Linked DNA regions of Homo sapiens: region 2 is linked to region 1. Evidence: read pairs that join two places in POLR2A ChIA-PET (ENCODE). Cell type or tissue: B cell. All regions are shown on one strand. Each heading gives the region's core, and the rest is flanking DNA. Links, peaks and the distances in the headings are about the cores only.

Region 1 (8,142 bases), core at 964-5,963:
ATAAGCCAGTCATGAAAGGATACTATATGATTCCTCTTAGGTGAGGTACCTAGAGTGGTCAAATTCATAGACAGAAAGTAGAATGGTGGTTGCCAGGAACTGAGGAGGAGGGGAAATTGGAAGTCATTGTTTAATAGATTCTAAGTTTAAGTTGGGGAAGATGAAAAAGTTCTGGAAATAAATGGTGGTAATGGCTGCACAAGAAATAAATATACTTAATGTCACTGGACTGGTTCCTTAAAAATAGGATGGGCCGGGCATGGTGGTTCACGCCTGTAATCCTAGAACTTTGGAAAGCCGAGGTGGGTGGATCACCTGAGGTTCAGGAGTTCGAGACCAGCCTGGCCAACATGGTGAAACCCCGTCTCTACTAAAAACACAAACATTAGCCAGGTGTGGCGGGCGTCTGTAATCCCAGCTACTTGGGAGGCTGAGGCAGGAGAATCGCTTGAACTTGGGAGGCAGAGGTTGCAGTGAGTGGAGATCAGGCCACTTCATTCCAGCCTGGGCGAAAAGAGTGAAACTCCGTCTCAAAAAAAACCAGAAAAGAAACAACGACAACAACAAAAATAGTCAGGATGGTAAATTTTATGTTATGTGTATTTTACCGCAATAGTTTTAAAAAGTACATAGGAAACCATTATCTTTGCTCTAGGTGAAAAGACTGGCAAAGTTCTCATGATTGTGCCATTGTTTCATTCTTTAAAAGAACTATGTTTGATGAGTCTTTTAATATAATGTTTTCATGAAAGTGATGCTTTCAGTTTATCAAACTGTCCTATAAATAAAATTTGAATATGTACTTGATCCGCTTAAGTAGTTTTACATTGTAGATTTATTAAATCTATTTGGTAAAGGGGAAAAGGTTAGGAATGTATTTATTTCCATGGACAGACAGCATAGAAATTTAAGAATGTAAGGTGCTGGGGTCTTCATTTCAGAGCTGGATGTGTTTGCCGTAATTGCATTTGTGCATTTTGGACAAACATGTCCAACATACCTGTGAACAAAGATTCGAGGAAAGATATAGTAAATTCTAAGTTGTTCCACTAGCAAATTGTCAGTTAGAAATTCTAACAAAGGCCGGGCATGGTGGCTCACGCCTACAATCCCAGCACTTTGGGAGGCTGAGATGGGCGGATCACAAGGTCAGGAGATCGAGACCATCCTGGCTAACACGGTGAAATCCCATGTCTACTAAAAATACAAAAAATTAGCCAGGCATGATGGCGGGCGCCCGTAGTCCCAGCTACTCGGGAGGCTGAGGCAGGAAAATGGCGTGAACCCAGGAGGCGGAGCTTGCAGTGAGCCGAGATCAAACCACTGCGCTCCAGCCTGGTTGACAGAGCGAGACTCCGTCTCAAAAAAAAAAAAAAAGAAATTCTACCAAGAAAGCTGGAGGCTAAATTCTAATTATTAGACTTATGCTCTCATGATAAGAAAACAATTTATTATTACGTGCTGCTTTAACCAAAATATAGCATGGGACCTGCAGACTCTGACATGACTCATTTTTCTAAAGTAAGTGATGAAAGTATATAACTTTTACTGAACATTTTCAACGACCATTTCAATTTATTTTAAAAATTGTATAATTGGCTAGACGCGGTGGCTCTTGCCTGAATCCCAGTACTTGGGGCCAAAGTGGAAGGTTTGCTTGAGTACAGGAGTTTGAGAAATGCCTGGGCAACATGGTGAAACGATCTCTCCACAAAAACTGCAGAAACTAGCTGGGTGTTGTAATGTGCACCTGTAGGCCCAGCTACTCGGGGGCTGAGGTGGGAGAATCACTGGAGCCGGGGATTGAAGCTGCAGTGAGCTGTGATCACGCAACTACACTCCAACCTGTGGGAAAGAGAGAAATCCTGTCTCAATAAATAAATAAAAATAAATAAATAAATAAATAAATAATTTGTATAATCTTTGTCTAGTTCGGGCACAGTGGCTCATTCCTGTAATCCCAGCACTTTGGGAGGCCAAGGTGGGTGGATTACCTGAGGTCAGGAGTTGGAGACCAGCCTGGCCAACATGGTGAAACCCCATCTTTACTAAAAAATACCAAAAATTAGCTGAGTATGGTGGTGGGTGCCTGAAATCCTAGCTACTCGGGAGGCTGCGGCAGAAGAATCGCTTGAACCCAAGAGGTAGAGGTTGCAGTGAGCCGAGATCGCATCACTGCTCTCCAGCCTGAGCAACAAGAGCAAGACTTCGTCTCAAAAAAAAAAAAAAAAAAAAAAAAATCTTTGTCTATGCTTACTTCAGGGGTCATTGTAAGTATTATTAGCAAATTGTTTTTATTTCAAATGGGAAAATACTATATAAGAACAAAGTCTGTTGTTCATTTTTGTATGTCACCTGTAATGGAGATTTCTTAATGATTAATAATAATTAAACAAAACTCTTATTAAGCCAACATTTAAATCCAGCTTTTCACGAGTTGCTAATATGGTGTTAAGCTCTATTAATTCTTTTTTTTTCAAATGTTTAGAACTTGTGACATATCTGAAAGGCAAATTTGGCATTAAACCAACATTTTACTATTGTCAGCTCTACAGAGTCAATATATCATATTCCCAGAAGAGTAGGTTGTGTTCCTCTTTGCCTCAAACATCATTAACAAAACTGACAGCGAAGCACTAATTCAGAAGTGTTCCAGTAGTTGTTGATGTGCAAAGCAGAAAGGACTGAGTATGATTGTCAGATGTCAAGCTGGGTTTCCATCACTGACACATAAAAAACGTGTACAGTTTGACTTGTAAAGAGGGCCCCGACTGATAAGAACATTGTAGGCTAAAAAAATATAAGAAAGATACAATTATGTCACCTTTTTGGAACTTTTCTTTTTTTAAATCATAAAAAGGAATTGGAGAAAACAGAAGATTAAACAAAAATTACAAAGATGCTTTAGGGACAAAGAGAACGAAAGGTTTCATACAGAAAAAATTACATTTTTGTCTTCTTTTATCTTTTACTTAAAAAAAGTTCAACATTCCCCTATTTGTGATATTGCTATAGGCAGCTTGACTGTTTTTTAGATTCGTTTCTTCTAGGTCTGTGAGCGTTTCCATACAGATGTAGGTTTCAACTCTTTCCTCCAGTTCCAAAGTGAGACAAGCATGTGTCTTCATGTCATGCATTTCCCTAACAGGGTTCTGATGACTTCTATTGGAGATCTCAAACATAGATTTTCTTTTTTTTTAAGAGACTTCTAGAATTCCTTACTTATTGTTCTTTACTCTTCCAAGTGCTAGGAGATAAAGACAAGGCTGGTTGCTCATGTAATATCAACCTTTCCCCCACCTTCCTCCCTAATATAACCCTCATTTTGTGTAGAGAAGAGATTTGCCCCTGCTGAAAAGCTATTTCTCATCACCCTTTCTTACCCACCCTCCCACCCTCCTCATCATCTCTCTCACAAATCCTCACTCCTCCCAGTCACACTTTGTAGCTAGAGGTGGCCACGAGACAGTTTGGGTCACTGCTATGTAGGGGAAAGTTACTGGGTAGGGCTTCTAGACAAGCTCTTTCAAGGACACCAACTCAGCTGGTGGCTCCTTCTGCCCTTTGCCTTCCTCTTCTTCCTGCTCAGAATGGGGTCATAAATTTGCATCGGAGCAGCTATCGTGGGACCCTAAGGAGAGGAACTCACCCTAAGGACATGCTGAGTAGAAATAGAAAAGAGCCTGGATCACTACCTGCTGCCTGGAAACACCGCATCAGCTCTGAACAGCTTACCTCCAGACTTCTGGCTACATTATAATAATAGTACCTCAAATTTAAGTTCCCTCTTTTCAGCTTCCTGTTACTTACAGGCAAGTTCACTTCCTACTCACAGGAATATTTTAGAGCAGAAAATTCAGAAACAAAATACACCAGAGCCTTTAATGAATGGTATTTCCCTAGGCTAACTTGCTTAATTATGAGGATGTTTAGTTAATACACAAATTATGAAGCTTGAAATAATTGGCTCTGATCAGCATCCTCATTATTATCATTAAAGAGAGTTTTATTCAGAACTCATTTGCATGAGGAAGCTTGCTCGGTTATTTACCTGGTGAATGGTTTTCTACACTGTAAATCTGTTTCTGGCTTGGAAATCATTGAGGAGCATCTGTAAATGGGTGACTTGCTCTGAGCTCTTGCTGTTTTTAAGAGGGTTGTTACAAATACTTTTATCTTCAAGTGACTTGAAGATTATTTAGGAACACTTGATGTGATTTAATATCTTTATATATTAAAGCAAATTCAAAGTTGTCACTATCATTACATCATTTATAATAATGTCATTCTCACTCCAATTCTTGTATGCTTTCTTGAGTGGGATTGAAAATGATGGAGTTACAGTTAGCAAGCTGGAAATTTCTTCTCACTCTGGGCAGGCCCATGGGTGTTTCACATGATGAATATCATCTGTTCTGTTCCATGAGGCAGAAAAAACAAAAGTTGAGAACTGCTTTATACACAAAGAACAAAACCCCTTAATGAGTACCTTTAGCAGTACCTCGGCAGCTGATGGGAGCTCTGTTCTAGTTATTCTTGGTGGGCATGGGAGAGAGGGGAGTTGGGTTTCAATCCTCCAGGGGTGTATCATTTTCTCAAGGGCGAGAGCTTGGAGCTTTTTATGTTTACCATAAGTGGTGTGGAATAAGAGTTGAAAATACTGCCGTAGAGCCTTTGTGTACTATGTCTCTCTTGGCTTATATCCAATCTAAAGAATTGGTGGTGGTGCCCTGAATCTTCACTGAGTTAAGTTTTGTGAGATTGTGCTCAGGCCCAGCCTGGGGTGAGTATAATGACTGCCTTCCTGGCCTCTGGGCTTGGCACTCCTTGCCCGCTCCCCCTCCCTGCCTTACCCTTTTGTTGCTTTGGGCACTTATGTTGAGCTCATTTCCATTAGCCTGTGTAAAGAACCTGGGCCAATTTCTCTGCACTACCACTACATCTTCGGCATTGTATACATCCCTATTTATTTCTAATCTGTATGAGTTGGGATTAGTTTCAGCTGCAGATAATAGTGAACCCTCAACAGTGGCTTAAACAATATAAAAGTTTAATTCTCTTTGAAGTAAAGTAAATCTGGAGGTAGCGAGTCAAGGACTGGCATGGTTTCTTCTCATTTTCTGCTCCACCTTTCCTAGGAGTGGTCTGCAGTTTCATGTTCTGTACGGCAGGATAAAGTAGATAGAACAAAGGGCGGGGCGTGGTGGCTCATGCCTGTAATCTCGGCACTTTGGGAGGCCAAGGCAGATGGATCACGAGGTCAAGAGATCGAGACCATCCTGGCCAACATGGTGAAATCCCGTCTCTACTAAAAGTACAAAAATTAGCTGGGCGTGGTGGCACACGCCTGTAGTCCCAGCTACTGGGGAGGCTGAGGCAGGAGAATCACTTGAACCCAGGAGGTGGAGGTTGCAGTGAGCCGAGATCGCACCACTACACTCCAACCTGGAGACAGAGCGAGACTCCGTCTCAAAAAAAAAAAAAAAAAAAGAAAAAAGGGCTCACTCCCTGCATTTTGAGGGAACGTTCTGTAAACACTGTACAACACTTTGGTTTCATATCATTGGCCAGAACTTCTTCACATGGTCACATCAAACTTAAAGAGGGGGCTGAAAAGTAGGGTGTTATGTCTGGGCTCATGGATAAATAAAGTTGGGATCTGCTACTAGAGAAGGGGAGAATGACTATTAGGAAGCAATCAGCTTTTGTCGCTGCCATTTGCAAGTCACTATAATTGAGGGTGTGGTTATTTGTAAATGCACTGATTGCAACATACAGGCTGTAACCCTTGATCAATTTAGCACCTGAAATGCCTTCTCCACTTCCAAGGGATTTATGGAAGACAGATGTTAGTTAGTTACCAGCCATAGGGGTTTACATTTTCTCCACTGGGTTTGTTTGTCTTGATTCTATAGATGAAAGGGCTCTAATTTATCTTTTTTTGCTCCCAGGCTCATTGCATTCAGTGAAATTGATTTTCAGACAGGATACACCTGTTCTTCCCCTGACATTTTGGGTACTTGCTTCTTTCTTTGCTTTTCTTCCTCCCTCCTTCCCCTCCCTCCCTCCCTCCCTTCCTTCCTTCCTACCTTGCTTCTTTCCTTCCTTCCTTTCTTCCTTCCTTCCTTCCTTCCTTCCTTCCTTCCTTCCTTCCTTCCTTCCTTCCTTCTTTCCTTCCTTCCTTTCGAGACGGAGTCTGGCTCTGTCTCCCAGGCTGGAGTGCAGTGGTGTGATCTTGGCTCACTGTAACCTCTGCCTCCTGGGTTCAAGCAAGCCTCCACAGTAGCTGGGATTACAGGCGCGCACCACCATGCCCAGCTAATTTTTGTATTTTTAGTAGAGACGAGGTTTCACCACGTTAGCCAGGCTGGTCTTGAACTCCTGACCTCAAGTGGTCCACTTGCCTTGGCCTCCCAAAGTGCTGGGATTACGGGCATGAGCCACCGTGCCCGGTGGCTTATTTCTGAAGATTATCAGGATGCTCTTCAAGTGCAGATCCCTTCGTGGGACACACTTTAGTAGCCTGGTCATGCCATGTATTAAAGAGCTCTGGTTTCTATCTAGAGAAGGAATAAAAACTGGAATACCGTGAAAGTAGTAAAAAAGTTCTAGAACCTCCAGGTTGCATAAAGAATGCCATGTTAGGGATTATTAGTGGCAATTACTAAGCACAGGACATATGTTTGTCTCAAAGGCAGTGATGACATCCTTTTGCTACTCTCCCAAACAGCCAAAATCCCAAAGCATCGCCTGTCCAGTGACCCCCAGAGACCCATCATAAGACATTGTAGTTGGCTTGGACTATTCCAGATTTTCTGAACTTGCCTAACAAATTTCAGTATTTAAAATATTTATTAGCTATAGTTCTATTTTAGAAGGGATAGGATTTCAGGAACAGATTAAGGCATGAGGGAAGGGTAATTCTGAGAATGAAGATAATACACATACTTAAGAAGAAAATAAAGAAGAAATTCTTTTTCTTGATTCATTCAACTATTGTGAGGATCATGGTGTTCTAATTTATTTGGTTTTGGATATTTGAATAAAACAGTACATTGTTCACCCAAACTTTAAGAGTTTTTGCTATCTTAAAAGATTATAAGTCTTTTCATTTTAAGTCCATATGACTGAAGGCATCACATTGTCACAAGAATAGAGATACATTTTAACAACTGCTCAGCAATTCCTACATGACTCTCTTTAATTCAGCTCAATTCATTTCACTGCAATAAATCAATGGAATTAAATTTAAACTCTGATCAATTCTTTGGAGGAGGTGCAAAAGGAGACTATTTTTATTCAAGGACTACATGCACAGGAAACAAATATATTAGACAGGTTATGTCTAAATACAAAGGTGTTTGCAATAGGACATTATTGTATCTGCATCACAGTGTTTCATTCTAACTGGATTCGTAGAGGGGAGTCCCCGAAATACCATCAGGAGATGATGCCTGATAGCTGATATGGATACATCATGCTCTTTTGCAAAGGTGAAAATTGGATTCGTTATTTATAGAAAGAGTAGTCAAAATATTTTCATCAAAATTTCACTTATGCATGCAGAATATTATATATCAATTAATATTAATCATGGTTGTCAGTGGGTAGAAAGATTTCAGTGCTTCTATTTTATCTCTTATGTTTTTGTGTATTGTTGGGACTATTTCGAACATATGAGTATAAATGCAGCATATGACATTTTTCATCATTGTTAAAAAAATCAGAGTATTAAATTAATGATGTCTTAGAAGTCGGTCATCACCACTGAATTAATGGTTTGCTTTGTTCATTCTCTTTTTTCTTTATTCTACTTCGTTCTCTAAAAAATTCTAAAGAAGTCCTGTTAAAATAAGCAAAATGCAGCTGTGGCTCATGCTTGTAATCCCAGCACTTTGGGAGGCTGAGTTGGGCAGATCACTTGAGTCCAGAACTTTGAGACCAGCCTGGGCAATGTGGTGAAACCCTGTCTCTACAAAAAATACAAAAAGTTAGCTGGGCATAGTGGTGTGTGCTTGTATTCCAAGCTACCTGAGAGGCTGAGGTGGGAGGATTGCTTATGCCAGGGCAGCAGAAGTTTCAGTGAGCTGAGATCATCCCACTATACTCTAGCCTGGGCAACAGAATAAAATCCTGTCTCAA
Region 2 (8,142 bases), core at 1,157-6,156, 170 kb before region 1:
AGCAAGTACCTGTTATTATTCTGAAGTAGGTAGACTAAAGGAAAAAGCACCTTTCTAGGCTGAGAAGAAAAACTTGAAAATACAGGTGACTGAATGTGCTTTGGTTAAGATAGCAGAGTGCTTTGGAGCTCTGGGGAATACACCCTGCCCCGTGGCTTGGTGTTACCACAGAACATAGCAGTGTACCTTGGTTTTAAGGAGGTGTCTTCCATGCATCTGTCCCTTGTAGAAGGAAAGTGCTTATGAGATCTGTCTTTTCCTAGGACTTTGATTCTTAGAAGTGCAGATATTAAAGGGCTGGTCAACATTGAAAGAATTTGTGAAAAACCAGCTTGGCGAACAGCTCATGTTGATAAGTAAAGATAAAAACAGAGCTCAAGCCCAACATAATGATCTGGCAAGGACCTATAAGGGAGGGAGGTAGGGCTGGGTTAGGGGGACTCTGGCCATTCATATGCTGCTGTTTTAAGTCCCAAGCTTATAGTCTTCTGAAAACCAAGCATCGCTGAAGCCACATTTGAAAAAAAAATAGGCCAAGCAAACCACAATAATGATAAATTAAATGACTAGATCTCCGTAGAAGGATAATTATGATGGCACATTCCATATTGACTGAAATTATCTCTATTTCAGGTCATGGAATAAATAACAGCTATGAAGAAATTACAACAAAGAAATGTAAAGCTCTAAAAATTTTCTTATTTGTAAAATGGGGATATTATGGCCACAAAAAAAAAAAAGGAAGATTTAAGTCATAGTTTATAAAGTTTATATAATGAAGAGTGAATCCTTCACTCTCTTTTTTTCCAAAATTGGCACCAAGAAAGTTGGCTGCCAGCTGATCAGTGAAGCCTTTTCGGGGAAAACTGATAAAAGCAAGAGAAAAGGAATATGGGAATTGCAACTCTACAGAAATAATTGATCCAGGTCTGCCTATACCATCAACCAGTTCTACTGAAGCATGTAGAATTTCAAACTAGCTTCTCAGCGCACCACTCATAGAAGCAGACAGCCAACAGTCATAGGCATTTGAGGAAAGTCTCCAACAAAAAATACACATGACAAATCACACACATAAACAAAAAAGAAACTTAGACGAATTAAAAGCAATGCTGACAATAAAAAGAAGAAATTAGAAAAGCTAATTAAATATCTTCAGAGAAATGAGGAGATGCTTCATTCATGAAACTAGAATAGAAGGCTTTTTAAGAGAGCAATGCCAATAACCAAAATAGAAAATAAAAAGCGCTTAGAAATTAAAAACTACATGAGGGAAATGAAAAAGCAAAGATAAATTTGAAAAACTCTCCAGGCAGAAAATACAAAACGCATATAAACCAGAGTTTTGAAAAAGAAGGAGAAAGATCAGAAAAGAAGATTGGTAGAGGAGGTTCAACTTCTACATAAAATGAGTTCCAGAAAGAGAGAGCATGGAAATGGAAATTAATCCTTTCTAAAGAAATACATCTATAAAATTTCCAAAACTGCAGGACTTGAGTTTTCAACAAGAGGACCAAGCTCAGAACAACAGATTAAAAAAAGAATCCCAGGCCAGGTGCGGTGGCTCACGCCTGTAATCCCAACACTTTGGGAGGCCAAGGCGGGCACATCACTTGAGGTCAGGAGTTTGAGACCAGCCTGGTCAACATGGTGAAACCCCGTCTCTAATAAAAATACAAAAAAAAGTTAGCTGGGCGTGATGGTGGGAGCCTGTAATCCCAGCTACTCAAGAGGCTGAGGCAGGAGAATCACTTGAACTAAGGAGGCGAAGGTTTCAGTGAGCTGAGATTGTGCCACTGCACTCCAGCCTGGGTGACAGAGCGAGACTCCATCTCAAAAAATAGAAAAGAAAAGAAAAAAAGAATCCTAGCAACTCCGGAGGCTGAGCTGGGAGCATCACTTGAGGCCAGGAGTTCAAGACTACCTTTAAACTCCTAGGAAGATCCCATCTCTACAAAAAATAGAAAGAAAAAAAATTGGCCTAGCATGTTGGCACATGACTGTTAAGTCCCACCTATTTGAAAGCCTGAGGCAGGACGATCCCTTGAGCCTGGGAATTTGTGGCTGTAGTGTACTAGGACCATGCTACTCACTCTAGCCTAGGTGAAGGAACAAGTCCCTGACTCTAAAAAAGGACTCATGCTAAAGGATGGCATTGACATATGTCAGAATACTGGAAACAAAGAAAAGATGAAAGTTTCTGGGGTGGAGCAATAGGTATCAAATACAAGATCTGAAATCAGGAAGGACATTGGACTCCTCGGAGACAACACTGGGGAGCTCAAAGCAAAGGAGCATAATCTCCAGAAGTCTGAAGAAAAATGATTTTCAACCAAGTCTTCATGTGACCCCATTATCAATCAAGCATGAGGGTAGACAGAAGACATTTTTACGCGTTACATTTTTTAAGCATCTGAGCTTTCAAAATGTTGACTTCCCATGAATGCTTTTCTTTTCTTTTCTTTTTTGAGATGGAGTTTCGCTCTTGTTTCCCAGGCTAGAGTGCAATGGTGCAATCTCCTCTCACTGCAACCTCCGCCTCCCAGGTTCAAGCGATTCTCCTACCGCAGCCTCCCCAGTAGCTGGGCTTACAAGCGCCTGCTACCATGCCTGGCTAATTTTTCTACTTTTAGTAGAGACAGGGTTTCGCCATGTTGGCCAGCCTGGTCTCAAACTCCTGACCTCAGGTGATCCTTCCGCCTTGGCCTCCCAAAGTGCTGGGATTACAGGCGTGAGCCACTGTGCCCGGCCTACCATGAATCCTTTTTTAGGAAGCTATTGGAAAATGTGCACCACGAAAATGAAGGGATGGACCAAGAGAAATGAGTCAGGAAATAGTGTATCCAACATAAGAGGCAATGGCATCTTCAGAATGGTATACAAGAGATATTTCAGATTTTTATAGCTATGAATAATGCCTAAGCAATCAGTCCAGATTGGAGAAGGTCAGAAAACTCTGGGAGAGACTATCCCAAAAGATAAAACATATAGAACTTATACTTGGTGTATTTCAATACACCCAGAAGCAATTTATAATTCTGGCATGACAGTTGATGGTGAATCAGTGTGGATGCACAGAACACTAAGCAAACAAAAAAATAAGTTATTAACTTGTGGAAAAGAGTTGGATTAGAAAAGGTAATCATAGAACATGACTGTGCTGTAGTCATAATGTAAAAACTGAATATTGGCCTAACCATAATTACTTGTGGTGGGCAGCCTCATAATTACTTGTGATGGCCCCTAATGACCACTGCCTCTTGGCATTCACACTCTTGTGTGATGCCCTCCCCTGAGTGTGGGCTGAACTTACTTATAACGAACAGAAGTAATGAGCTATCATTTCTAACATTAAGTTATTCCAAGACTATGAATTCCATTTTGGGTGCTCTGTCTCTCTCTCTCTCTCTCTCTCTCCCCCTCTCTATCTGATCTTGCTGGGAAGCAAGCTGCCATGTTGTGAGCAGTCCTATGGAGAGGCCCACATGGCATAGCAAGTCAAATTGCCCCGTGAGGAATTAAAGCCTGCCAAAAACCATGTAAGGAAGCTTAGAAGTGGCTCCTTCATCTCCACTGGATGGGGTCTTCAGCTGACAGTAGCACCTGCCTACAGCCTGATTGAAACCTTCTGAGACAACCTGAGCCAGAGGCACCAGCTAAGTTGCTCCCAGATTCCTGACCCATGGAAACTGTGGGATATGTTTGTTGTTTTTAAGGTACTATCATCTAGAATAATGTGCTACATAGCAATGAAGAGCTCATAACTCATAATTATATTGGAAGTATGGGTGGTGGTAAAATATATTTGTGTTGGGGGAAAGGGTGAGTAAGGGAGCTAAATCATCACCTTCCATAATAAAAAGTTACTATAAAATACCTAAAACTGAAAAATAAATCAAGAAATATCCACATAAACATGTGTTTTCAAAATATAGAGGAAAATGCCAGTTCAAAGAGTTTAGTGAGTTGCTTCCGGAAAGTAGAAATTGGGTGAAGGGAAAGGTGAAATATGAAACTACTGTTCTTTGTTATGGGCCTTGTAGAGCTATGTGGCTGTTTAAACTATATAAACATATAACCTGAATAAAAGTTAAAAAGAAAATTCAACTACATTTATGTGTTAACTCTCGTGCATCCAATAAATTCTGTATTTCACAGTGGTCTTTTGAGCATTCTAAGGAATCTTAATACAAGGTATATATAAGTAGCACTAGAAGTCACTGGATCTGGTACAGGCACGTTAGACCAGGGGTTCCAAAACCTGCTAATGAAACTGGTAAGACTCTACCACTTAGGAATCTTATCAGATAATGTCTTTAATGGGTTCATTCTTCTTTGGAGTGTATCAGAGCATAAAATAAATGTCAGTCTACTCAAACCAGACCCTGCTTTACCTACAGAAGTGCTACTAGTTTAATAAATGATGTGAGTAAACAGAGTCCTAGAAACAGATCTATTTTTGGAGACTCAAGTCATGGCTACTCATTCAACAGGACTTTGCACTATGGCTAATGCCATCAGGGCTGACTATTTGCTAATAATTTTGTTTAGAATTCTTTAAGTCTGAAACGATGCTGGCATGAAGAGCACCTTAAGATCTTTACCACTCCTTTGCTACCTGATTCTGCCATGAAGAACACTCTAATATCTTAACACTCCTTTGCTACCTGAATTTCAGGTATCTTCAAGAGATTATTATGTACTCCAACCTCCACCCCTTCACTGTACACATGAGGAAAGTGAAGCCAGAGCCAAGAAAACACAGCCAGAGGGTACGAAAAGGGAGGTTGCAGCCCTGTTCTCTTGACACCTGATCCAGTGCTTTCTTCCAGGGTTCTTCTTTTCCCTTATAACTTATCAATCTTACCCATAAGTCCTAAGGCATTTCTGAACTACATCATATTTAGGTTATATAAAATGCATTAGTTTTCACAGTGGATGGGGGATAATGTCACCAAAAGGAGAGGACGCAACAGCAGGAATACTCTGAAAGAACTTCGTTAGGTCATCATATGTACATATATTTTTATAACAAATGGGCGTAGTGGGAAGTGAGAGTTCCCAACAGAAGCTCACCACTTAGTTTTCCTTTTCCTTTTAACTGGTCTCCCTTTTCCCTTCTTTTAAAACCAGTACACTATAGTAACCTCAAAGTTACAGCAATCACGCCATTTTGTTTTAATTCGGTTTTTCTCATGGTTTAGCTACAGGTCTTTTCTCAAAAACAGTTTGTCCAATAGTAGTCATAACTGAAATACCAAGAACTGTTGAGGATTCTGCAACAATACATTTTTTAAATCTGCTAAGTGGATAGCTGCTAGACTATTGCAGCCAAAGAATAAAGAATTTTTAAGCAAAATATTACAGATGCTTCTTGATTTATACAATCATGCCCTTTCAGAGGATCTTAATAAACACAGTATTTTGTATGAAATATAAATGCACTTTTTGCTTAGTTGTCATGAGGTATTATAAAGGCAAGTAACTTCTCACATGCTTTTGAAGTCACACACTATCAACTCCAAATACTTTTCACTATTCATGTATCCAAAAAAGAAGTTCATACGTAATAGAATTAAGGCTTTGGCTGCCTTCAAGTGAGTTTAATGTTTTCATTTTGGGCTCTAATCAATCTTATTATGCCTACCAACTGGCCTGGCACTCTTGCTACACTTTTGTTGCTTTTCATTAATGATCGGAATGAAATAAACGGGGGAATGACATAAAACACTGAACCATAGCAAGTTGTAGTGCCAGAATTCACAGAGCGAAAGAACAACACAAAATTAGGCTCCCTGACAATCCCCTAATATTCTTCTGTAAACACCAGACTATTCTTTTTACTTTCCAAAATACACAAACAATTTACCCCAAGGAATGCATGAAGTGACAGTTGCATACCCACTGGTAGAGTATCTGCATCTCCCTTGGGTAAAGTGTAGTGTAAAGCCTGACTCTCCTGATCAGGCGTAGTCAGGGTAGAGTCAAATCTAGAGGAAAAAAAAAAAAAACAACAACAGCAACTTATCAACAGACCCCAGGGGATCTGACTTAGCTGCCAGCCTGATTCTCCAGAGGAGGAACTCAGTACGCGGCCAGCCCACCTGATCCTGAAACCTTGAGGTGGGTATATGTGGTTAGAACAACTAGATCCCTCCCAAGCCATCACTAGAGCCACAGACCTCTGTGCTGTTAATTCTCCTTTGGACTCTGCCTTGATTTCTATGCAAGTCATAGATTCCCCCATACTTCATTTTCCTCACTGTGAGAAAATATAGATGGTGATGCTAAATCACAGCCTCAAATACTTAACAGTCACACTCAACATATGATGTGCTTTGTTGAAATTCCATACTTGGAAATGTGCTACTTGCAAGAAACTGCAAGCTAAGGAGGACTGGTATGGCTGATGATATTTATTTTAAGAAGACTTTTAATTCAAATGCCAAATATAAAGGGAGATTTCCTAGAGGGTGTATACTTCAGGGATTCTCTAGTAACTGGGAAATTTAAGGTAATGCTCTCCTTCTGAATCGTGGAAGATTAATGTGCAACCAATATAATTTTAAGTAGCTCACTCTATTCTGCTTCTTTAAAGCTGACCCTCCATTTCCTTAATCCCATTAGATTCTCTGTCCCTGTGAATGGGATAATGCCCTTCGGTCACCCTATCAGGCAGGAGTCTACGAAGAGACAAGTTCAACATGGTGCTACTGCTTTGCCATGAAGATTGTCCTGGTTCCTGGTCTATGGCCTCCTAATGTGTCTGCCCTTGAGTATTCAGACTTTTTGAACTGAAAGTGACTCTCACACACTTGCTTACTGCAGCCAGCTTCAAGAGGGAGCCAAGCCAATGCCCCAGTCCCAGTTGTGGCTCTTCTGTGTTTCTGGTACCCAGCCACACATGTTTGTCTGGACAATAAATAATTTTATATGTGCACTGTGTGCACTGTCTGGAACTGGCTGGCTTTTTGTATTCTGAAAAGTGACTAGGTCTTCTCATGAAGCTGAGGAAAACAGTGGAAAGCAGCTTTTGCAGGTTCTCTTTAAACAAGTTGGCCTCTGCTGCTGCTCAAGTGAAATAAGACACATTAAATGTTCTCAGTCAGCTCTGTCAACTTGAGTTACTTCAAAAGTTGTCTGTCAACATGGATATGAGGAAGACATCCACAAGACAGTATACAAACTGTGCAAAGGTACAAGTAAGTCCTCGAAGAGCTGGCAGGATCAAAACTGCCCACTGGGCCAGGAGAATACAAGGCATTGACTCTCTGAGGCACAGGAAGTGGTGGGCAATTTTTTTTCCTTGTTATGAAATATATAGTTGGAAACTACACTTGGGGTGTTTTTGTAAAAATATTTGGTGAATATCAAATTTTAAAAACATTTCACTTAATAAGCTGAATTAAGTTTCCACATTTCAGTCAAAACCTCAAACGGACAAGCAAATGTGTATTTATTTCCCTCACAGCATATTTTTTAAATAGCTAGTTATATTCATACACACGTAAACAGACTCAAAACTAGGAAAGACTAATAATATTAGATAAAACTAGAAATCCAGAAAGAACATACTTCCCACAGTCATTTTCTTTGGATGGTCTGTATCTCAGTTTTTCCATAAGAATAATGGGCCTAATTATGGGACTCATCTCCGTAAATGAGAAAATGCTAACTAGATGGTGTTGACAGAGCAACAGAAGGTTCTCCAGGCAAAAGTGTTTAATTGTTCAGATGCACCAAATGTGTCTTGTGTCACATAAAGGAAACAGCCACATTTCTGACACCCAAGGACTCAAATACTGTGAAAGAGTCTCAAATATATATATTGAAGACTTAAATATGAATGAATATCTATGGGTATAATGTGTATGTATATAATAAATGCTCAATTTACTATTCAATTCCAAGAAATTATCAAATGAGCAGTAAGCACCTTGCCTGCCTCACAGCACTTTTTTAACCTTCTTAGGTCTCCTGACTGGGTTATGTCAGACTTCGCTAGATACCCTGCAATTGTGCCCACGAGCCGAATTCCCCTTACTTTCTTTGTTGAGGACAGCTTTTGAAAATCCATGATATGACTTCTGTCATATTATAGTTCATTTTTCTTTTGCCAGGAAAATACCAGCCAAACTTATT

What was found. ChIA-PET counts read pairs that join two places held together with the same protein. Peaks named below come from ENCODE experiments on the same cell type or tissue, not always from the same donor. Only the 100,000 strongest peaks of a DNase experiment are listed, where the experiment ranks them.
Region 2: POLR2A ChIA-PET joins it to region 1 with 10 read pairs; 3 of 35 experiments call an interaction of 5 or more read pairs at or near these places.

Annotation. Positions count from the first base shown.
Region 1 is chr5:124,845,423-124,853,564 of GRCh38, forward strand. No RefSeq gene overlaps it. Among named protein-coding and RNA genes, the nearest start is that of ZNF608, 100 kb to the left of the region's middle. In B cell, for the core only: no CTCF peak of the experiment used is centred there; a DNase peak (open chromatin) is centred at 3,759.
Region 2 is chr5:124,679,622-124,687,763 of GRCh38, forward strand. The region is part of intron 3 of ZNF608 (zinc finger protein 608); the gene reads right to left. Among named protein-coding and RNA genes, the nearest start is that of ZNF608, 63 kb to the right of the region's middle. In B cell, for the core only: no CTCF peak of the experiment used is centred there; no DNase peak of the experiment used is centred there.